Linked DNA regions of Homo sapiens: region 2 is linked to region 1. Evidence: read pairs that join two places in POLR2A ChIA-PET (ENCODE). Cell type or tissue: IMR-90. All regions are shown on one strand. Links, peaks and the distances in the headings refer to the core of each region. The heading gives the core; the rest is flanking DNA. Region 1 overlaps ZNF526 (zinc finger protein 526). Region 2 overlaps POU2F2 (POU class 2 homeobox 2).

Region 1 (4,379 bases), core at 113-4,112:
GCAGACCTTGGGATCCTGGGGACGCCTTCCTCCCTGCTACTCACACGTGGTCAGCCGTGAAGTCAGTGAGGTGTCCCTCACCCTTCTACCACCCCATGACCCCTTCCCAGGTCCAGCCCTGTCTTCTGCTGGACCATCTTTAGCTTCCCACTCACCCCACTTTGAGCCCAGATCTAACACCAGTTACGACCCTCCCCCAACCTGGAACTACTCAGCCAGCTTTCAAGGCCTTCCAAAGTCTAGGCCTCCCTCCTGGACAATTCCATCCCCAACTGCATTCTGCCTGCCCTGCCTGAGCACCCTGGGCTGCAGGGGCCTGGGAGGAGCCTATCAGGAATCACCTGCATGTGCTTAGGGAGATAAAGACTATTATGGCCAGGCTCAGTGGCACACACGTGTAATCCTAGCACTTAGGGAGGCCAAGGCGGGCAGATCACCTGAGGTCAGGAGATTGAGACCAGCCTGGTCAACGTGGCAAAACCCTGTCTCTACTAAAATACAAAAATTAGCTGGGTGCAGTGGTGGGGGCCTGTAATCCCAGCTATTAGGGAGACTGAGGCAGGAGAATCGCTTGAGCCTGGAAGGTGGAGGTTGCAGTGAGCTGAGACTGCACCACTGTGCTCCAGCCTGGGCAACAGAGCAAGACTCCATCTCAATCAATCAATCAATCAATGGAGAGAAAGACTATTATCCTAGGTAACCTCTGAAAAAGGTGGGAATCTTCCTGCTCTCAAGACCTTTGATGTTTCGAAGCCCCTTCAAATCCCAATAGCTCTGACACTGGTTTACTTTTCCTCTAGTTAGAATGAATCTTCCTCTGATCCCCTACCCCTGCACAAGTTTCAGGTCTTAATCACTCAGAATAGTATGGGTTACAAATGTGGGCCGCAGGGGCCTCCCGTACTCAAATCTCACATCTCTGCCTAGCTGTGAAACCTTGGGCAAATCTCTGTCCTTAGTTTTTTTTTCCTTTTTTTTTTTTTTAAGTGACAGGGTCTTGCACTGTTGCCCAGACTGGAGTGCAGTGGTGTGAACACAGCTCACTGCAGCCTCAATCTCCCTCATATCAAGCAATCCTGCCTCCGCCTCAGCCTCCAGAGTAGCTGGGAATACTGGTGTGCACCACCATGCTCGGCCAATCATTTTTATTTTTAATAGAGACAAAGTCTCTCTCTCTTGCCCAGGTCTTGAATTCTTGAGCTCGAGTGATCCTCCTGCCTCAGCCTCCCAAAGCACTCGGATTACAGGCATGTGCCACCAGGCCTGGCTAACTTTTAAGTTTTGTAGAGATGAGGTCTTGCTGTTGCCCAGGCTGGTCTCGAACTCCTGGCCTTAAGTGATCCTCCTGCCTCAGTCTCCCAAAGCACTGGGATTGCAAGCGTGAGCCACCGCACCTGGCCAGTTTATTTTTATTTTTATTTTCTTTTGAGAGGGAGTCTCACTCTGTCGCCCAGGCTGGAGTGCAGTGGCGCGATCTCGGCTCACTGCAAGCTCCGCCTCCCGGGTTCACGCCATTCTCCTGCCTCAGCCTCCTGAGTAGCTGGCCACCACAGGCGCCCGCCACCACTCCTGGCTAATTTTTTGTATTTTTAGTAGAGACGGGGTTTCACCGTGTTAGCCAGGATGGTCTCGATCTCCTGACCTCGTGATCTGCCCGCCTCGGCCTCCCAAAGTGCTGGGATTACAGGCGTGAGCCACCACGCCCAGCCACCAGTTTTAAAAATCTATACAACAGGGATAATATGAAATCTATGTCACAAGCCTGTTGGGATCATAGTACACATACAGTGGTAAGTGTGGTGCTTGCCTCAGGTAGGCAGTCAGATGAATAACTGGATGGTCTCCAAATACACCAAGAGCTCACCCTCTTGCAGTGCTGTCTGCCTGGAATGTTCTTTTCCTCTTTCACTGCCAGATTCCTACTTTTCCTTCAGGGACTACCTTCTCTAGGAAGTCCTTAACTCCTGATCTCCCACCATGGAGGTCTGTTTCCTGGGATCCCACTGTCCCTGCACATCCCCATCACAGCCCAGAGAAGCCTTAGGCCTGACTCATCTCTGCCCCCAGCATCACCCAGTATGGGAGAAGGGAGGCTTTAGGACACACAGGCTGAATGAATCAATGAGACACACTCAGAGAGCAAGCTATCTGTACTTGTGCGTTTCTCCTACCAGATTGTGCATGCCTCCTGTGGGCAGAGCCTGTGCTGACTTGCTCCTGGGTCTCCAGCATCACCCAGTCTGGAGCTGAGGACCTGGGTACCTACAGATTTCCTTCCACACTGTCAGAATTGAGATGAAGGAAGCCCAGAGAAATCAAGTACCCTCCACCAGGCAGAGCAAAGTCCTGGGTGCCCAAAATCCAGGGAAGGCAAGGGCTGGGGGTACAAGCAGAGGATCTGAAGAGGTATATGAGAGTGGCCAGCACAGACCTGGCATAAGCTTGGTGCTCAGTGAAGGTTACCTGATGTTGCTGGGCACCAGGGTGATGCAGTGCAAAGGGCCTTGGCCAACCCACTTTGCAGCATAGCTGGGTGACCTGGTACAGATCACATCGCATTTCAGAGCTTCAGTTTCCCCTCAGGCAGAGAAAGATGACAAGAGAAGCCTGGAAGGGTTGTTCTGGGGAGTCAGTGGGTAAAAAGAGGCCAGGGTGGATCCTGGCACATGGTGGGTACCAGACCAGTTTGTCAGAGGAGGTCCTCTCTCCCCAGAGGTACCCACACTGGCTGTTGCAACCAAACCCTTTTGTTGTTGCTTTTCAGCTGCGTCACACGAAGGCCGTGTCCAACTGCAAGAGCCCGCCTGCTTCACTGGCCCCCAGTGCAGCCTGGCACAGCTGCAGGGTGTCCTCAAGCGCCAGTGGCTGGGATGTCTCAATGATGGCGATGGTCTCCCCCAGCTCTGTGCACATGATAGTCTGTTGAGGCTCTGGAGGTGGGGGTGGGGCAGGAGATGGTGATCTGGGAGGCTGTAGCGTCAAAGTCCGAGCTCGGGCATGGACCCGCTGATGCAGTCGCAAGCCCGCCATGGCGCGGAACCAGCGGCCACAAGTCCCGCAGTAGTAGGGACTCTTGTTGTAGAGACCAGTGATGGGGAGGCGGGGGGCGCGGGCAAAGGCGACTGGCCGCAAGTGCAACCGCCGGTGCTGCTGCAGGTTGGAGCTCTGTGTGAAGCGCTTGCCACAGTCCAGGCATTGGTAGGGACGTGCACCCGTATGGGTCAGCTGGTGGCGGCTGAGGTTGGCCAAAGAAGCAAAGGTCTTGCCACATGAGTGGCACTGGAAGGGCCTCTCACCCGTGTGTGTCCGCAGGTGGTTGCGCACGTGGATCAGCTTCTTGAAGCCCTTGCCACAAACCCCACAGCGGTGACGCCGTTCAGGGGGCCCGTGTACTGCACGCCGGTGCCGGGACAGCCGGGAAGCTGAGGCAAAGGACTTGGAGCACTGTGGGCAGGGCAGCTGGGCAGGTGGGGCAGGGGGTGGTGGTGGAGGGGTGGGCTCCGCTGGAGCTGGGGGAGCTGTTGCTCCTGTGGGAGGTGCCCCGCTTTTGCCGGCGTGAGTGCGCCGGTGGTAGAGGAACTTGGTCATGTTGCTGAACGTCTTGCCGCAACGACAGCGATGCAATGGGTTGGCAGTGTGGGCCCGCCGGTGAGCCACCAACGTGAGTTCTGTGCCAAAGCCGCGGCCACAGTCTACACAGAGGTAGCGGGCTTCCCCGCGATGCAGCCGCAAGTGCTGCTCAAGCGATGCTGCTTTCTTGAAGACCTTGGAGCAGGTTGTACACTCATGTGTGCCACCAACATGGGCCCGCCCATGAGCCTGCAGCCGGTTGGCGGAGCTGAAACTGCGCTGACACTGGCTGCAGTGGAAGGGGTGGGTGGCAGATGCCGGGCTGTGAGCCGTCCGCCGGTGTTGCCGGCGAGCCCCTGCTGAGGGCTGGTGCTGGGGACAGTCCCCGCAGCCCTGAGCCCAGCCAGCTGTGGACTCGTCACCTCCCACAGCATCATCACCGACCTCTGCCATGGCCTCCTCATCCTCCATCTCTTCATCATCTTCTTCATCCTCCTCATCGTCCTCTTCCTCCTCCTCCAACCCATTGCGCTCCTCTTTCTCTAGGGAGTCAAAGTGGGTGCCCTGATGCTCCAAGAACTCCTCAGGGGTGGCGCAGAGGGTAGAGCACTCAGGACACTCATAGGGCTCCATCTTGACTTCGGATGGGGGAGAAGGTGGAGGCAGTGGTGTTGGGGGAGGCAAAGGAGGTGGCACTGGTGGCTCAGCTACCGTAGCAGAAAGGTGCTGGGCCTTTCGATGAGCCACCCACAGCTCGGGCGAGGGGAACAGCTCCTGGCAGTCCCAGCACTGGTATTGGATCTGGTTTG
Region 2 (4,379 bases), core at 166-4,165, 110 kb after region 1:
TGCTGTCTTGCTGTGCTTTTGGGGAGGTGACATCCCTTCGTGGAGCCTCAGTTTCCTCCTCTGTAAAACGGGGTAATATTAGCACTAACCGCTAATGTGAGCTGTGAGTCATATCTAGCTCTATGCTTGGCACTGGTGAGCACTCGCCTTTCTGTGAAAAGTATCAGAGCGCTTTGAGGACAGGCATTTGTCTCCGTGGGTTTATGTGCTTGCTGCCTGCCACCCTCCCTTGGCCACCTCCTTTCATTTCCTGGGCCTAGGGAGCTATAGAATGGGGTTGTATTACAGGGGTGGACTTGAGACTGCAGCTGGGGCTCAAGCGTGAAGTCCCAGATCAGGTTTAGATTGGAGGACAAGCTCAGGGGTAGAGCCAGATGGAGCTGAGGTTACAGAGGATGAGGTTGGGTCTGCTAGGCCGGTGTGCTAAACATAGGAAGAAAGTCCAGGTGGGAGTAAGATGTGGATGGGGAAAGTGGTGGGGTGGGAAGAGGGCCAGAGGGCGGCTGAATCACACATGCTGAGATCTGACAACTGCCTCCTTTGGGGACGCTGCAGCCCCATCACATCTCTGAGGCCCCACTCAGAGTGGAAAACATGTCTCACCCGAAACCTGGTAGGGCAGGACGGGAGCCTGGGCGGCCCGCCCCAGGAGGAGGCCCAAGGCTGCTCTCCCTCCTTTGGGACGTCACCAGCCTCCTCCTGGGCAGCTGATACCTTCTCACGACCACCTTCCATCTCCTGCCCTGCCCTTTGCTGCACTGTGGGTAACACCCCTGTGTTACTTTCTGGAGAGGTGAAAGGATAAGGCAAGATCCCCCAAGGCCTAAGTGCTGTGTCTCATCTTGCCAGAGGAGGGCAGAGGCCCAGAACGGAGGACATGTCTCTTGGGAAGAGACACTTCCAAGGTGGCTGGGGGTAAGGGGGGAATTTGGGGGAAAGGCTTGGGGAGTGTGGTGGAATGGGGGCCCGAGAGCCCTCCTGGATTCCCCTCCTTCACCCCACTTCCATTCCTCCTCTGTCCCCAGAAATAAGAATGTCTAAGCCCCTGGAGGCCGAGAAGCAAGGTCTGGACTCCCCATCAGAGCACACAGGTGGGTGGGCAGGGAGCAGGGGGGCAGGGGTCACCGTGGGCAGGGGAAGTGGGACAGATGGGAAGAGAGCTGGGAGGGGACAGGTGTGGTGGGGGTGGCTGATGACAACACATCCTTTCCCTCTCTTTGCAGACACCGAAAGAAATGGACCAGACACTAATCATCAGGTTAGGAGGGAGTGGATAAGCGGGAGGGGGTGGGAAGGAATGGGGAGAGGGGTTCAGAGGGGGCTCTGTGCCGCCTATGGTAGGAGGGCAGGGAGCGGGGGTGGTCAGAAGCTGCTTCACTGCACTATTCCCATCCCCTTGCTCCTACTTTCTCTTTGCAGAACCCCCAAAATAAGACCTCCCCATTCTCCGTGTCCCCAACTGGCCCCAGTACAAAGGTAAGCACCTGTCAGAACAGCCAGGGAAGTGGGCAGCGCTTGGAAGAGGGTCCTCAGGAGGCCTGCCTCAGTCCAAGGGCTGAGAGAGCACTGAGCCTTGGTACCTTGGTAACGAGGTTCCTCCCGCCCCTTCTCACTCTTGGGCTCCCACCCCAGGCCTGTGACTCACGCAGGCTCCTTCCCCTTCCCTAGGGGGTGGGGGTGGCTAGGGAAATCCCCCCCAGAGCCCCAGGGCGATGAACAACAGGAAGCCAAAGGCCCGCCCCCATCCCAACTTCCCTGACCCAACAGAGGCCTGCACCACCGCCTGTCCCCCAATATACACATTTAGCGGCCAGCTGAGGTGGGGGTGGGGGGGCTGGTACCAGTTGAGGATAGCTGTAGGAATGCAGGAGAGAATGACAGGGAGGCCGGAAGCAGCCAGGCAGTGCAAATTCCACATCCAGATGGGGCCCTGTGCCTGGCATTCTGGGCTTCTTGGGGTTGCCTGGGCTCCAGTCTCCACCCTCCAGCCTGGTCCAGGGGTAGCAGGCAGGTCCAGAGGCTTGAAGGTAGCACTGGAGGTGGGGGCAGAGAAGGTGTGAGCAGGACTCCAGACCCTGACCAGTGGTGGCTGAGGGATGGGGTGGGAGGCTGGGAACTGCTCCCCACCCTGCTACAGCTTTGCTCTGTGACCATGGGAAAGTCACTTCCCCTCTCTGGGCCTCTCAGTTTCCTCTTCAGTATCATTGGTCAGGGGGGAGGGGGCAGTCGGATGGGATGGCCTCTGTGGTTGCCTCCATGTCTGGTGTACCCCCATGCTACCATGAGAGGAGAGGATAAAAGTGCTTTGTGAGCAGATGTCCTGCTTCTGTGCTGAGCGCTTTGAACGGGGTCTAGGGGAGACAGGCTCTCGATCTTGACCTCCTTGACCCTCTGATGGCAGGTTTGGCTATTGCCTTAGCCCTCAGAGCACAGCGTGTATCCATTGCCCCCACCCTGTCCTCAGTTGAATCAGATCTTTGCAGTCTGTTCTCAAACTGGCAGCAGGCTTCCTTCTTTTGGGGATGCCAGTGGGACCAAGGGAATGAAGGTTTCTCCCTCCCCTTCCTGGCCTCGGGCTCTGTCCACAACTCGCCCTGTACGCCCTGTTTCTCTGGGCTTTGCCTCTCAACTTCTCTCCATCTCTTCTGTGTCAGTCTTTCCCTAACTGAAGTGATTCATGTGCTTCTGTCACAGTCTCAGGCATAAGACCACTGTGCGCAACTATTTACATAATAATTTTGTTAATTGGCTCAATTTTTTAAAAAAGCACCTTATTATGGAAAATGTGAAGTGGATACAGAAATAGAGAGAAGGTTATAATGAAAATAAAGCCCCTAGATACCCATCAATCAGCTTCAACAATTACCAACTCATGAACTGGCTTGCTTTTCGACAGCTTTTTAAATAAATGTTTTTTAAATGGAAATTTCACAAATGGAAAACCAGAATCACTTGCCATGGAAATAAATATGATGATTATTAAAATTTACCCAGAGTCTCTTGTGTGCCGAAGGGTCTAAACCTCAGAGGCCTGTTAAAAAAGAGGCTTATTAAAAAGAGGCTTATTAAAAAAGGAGATTAGGGCTGGGCGCGGTGGCTCATGCCTGTATTCCCAACAGTTTGGGAGACAAAGCGGGCAGATCACCTGAGGTCAGGAGCTTGAGACCAGCCTGGCCAACACGGTGAAACTTCGACTCTACTAAAAATACAAAAATTAGCCGGGCATGGTGGTGAGTGCCTGTAATCCCAGCTACTTGGGAGGCTGAGGCATTGTGGAGAATTGCTTGTGCCCAGGAGGTAGAGGTTGCAGTGAGCCGAGATTGCACCACTGCACTCCAGCCTGGGCAACAGAGAAAGACTCCAGCTCAAAAAAAAAAAAAAAAGGAGATTAGGCCAGATGCAGTGGCTCAAGCCTGTAGTTCTAACACTTTGGGAGGCCAAGGTGGGTAGATCGCTTGAGCCCGGGAGTTCAAGACCAGCCTGGGCAACATAGTGAGACCCTGTCTCTACAGAAAATACAAAAATTAGCTGGGTGTGCATGCCTGTAGTCTCAGCTACTTGAGACAGAGGCAGGAGGATCGCTTGAGTCTGGGAAGTTGAGGCTGCAGTGAGTCCTGATGGTGCCACTGCACTCCAGCTTGGGTGACAGAGCAAGACCCTGTCTCAAAAAAAAAATTAAAATAAAAGTGGAGATTAGCTAGTATTGGAGAGATGGTAAAGACATTCAAGCACCAATCAGAGACTTTAAGATAACCAGAAACAATGAAAAAAGCACTGAAAAGGGAATAGTGTGCTCACCATGGCATTCAACATTATTTTTTTAAAACTTTTTTTTTTTGAGACGGAGTCTCGCACTGTCACCCGGGCTGGAGTGCAATGGCATGATCTCGGCTCATTGCAACCTCCACCTCCTGGGTTCAAGCGATTTTTGAGGCGGAGTCTCGCTCTGTCGCCCAGGCTGGAGTGCGATGGCACCATCTTGGCTCACTGCACCTCCACCTCCCGGCTTCAGGTGATTCTCTTGCCTTAGCCTCCCAATTAGCTGGGATTACAGGTGTGTGCCACCATGCCTGGCTAATTTTTGTATTTTTAGTAGAGATGGGGTTTCACCATGTTGGCCAGGCTGGTCTCGAACTCCAGACCTCAAGTGATCCTCCCACCTTGGCTCCCAAAGTGCTGGGATTAAGGGGCGAGCCACCGCGCTCAGCCTATTTTTAAAAAAACTTTGTATTAAAATATGATACACATTAAAAACACACATAGATCTTCAATGTATGACTCTGTGAACTTTCAGAAACTTAGCACACCCATGTCACTAGCACCAGATCAAGAAGCAGAGCACGACCAGCCTTCCAGAGGCCCTTAATGCCCCTGCCAGG

The links. ChIA-PET counts read pairs that join two places held together with the same protein. Peaks named below come from ENCODE experiments on the same cell type or tissue, not always from the same donor. Only the 100,000 strongest peaks of a DNase experiment are listed, where the experiment ranks them.
Region 2: POLR2A ChIA-PET joins it to region 1 with 6 read pairs; 11 of 35 experiments call an interaction of 5 or more read pairs at or near these places.

The regions. Positions count from the first base shown.
Region 1 is chr19:42,224,807-42,229,185 of GRCh38, reverse strand. ZNF526 (zinc finger protein 526) reads right to left here. Exons shown (of 3, transcript NM_133444.3): 3 at 985-4,379. The coding sequence ends at 2,770. Among named protein-coding and RNA genes, the nearest start is that of ZNF526, 6.7 kb to the right of the region's middle. In IMR-90, for the core only: no CTCF peak of the experiment used is centred there; no DNase peak of the experiment used is centred there.
Region 2 is chr19:42,119,223-42,123,601 of GRCh38, reverse strand. POU2F2 (POU class 2 homeobox 2) reads left to right here. Exons shown (of 15, transcript NM_001394376.1): 2 at 1,026-1,091; 3 at 1,224-1,258; 4 at 1,420-1,476. Among named protein-coding and RNA genes, the nearest start is that of POU2F2, 11 kb to the left of the region's middle. RefSeq lists a silencer at 1,523-1,602. In IMR-90, for the core only: no CTCF peak of the experiment used is centred there; a DNase peak (open chromatin) is centred at 1,701; H3K27ac peaks cover 1,302 bases.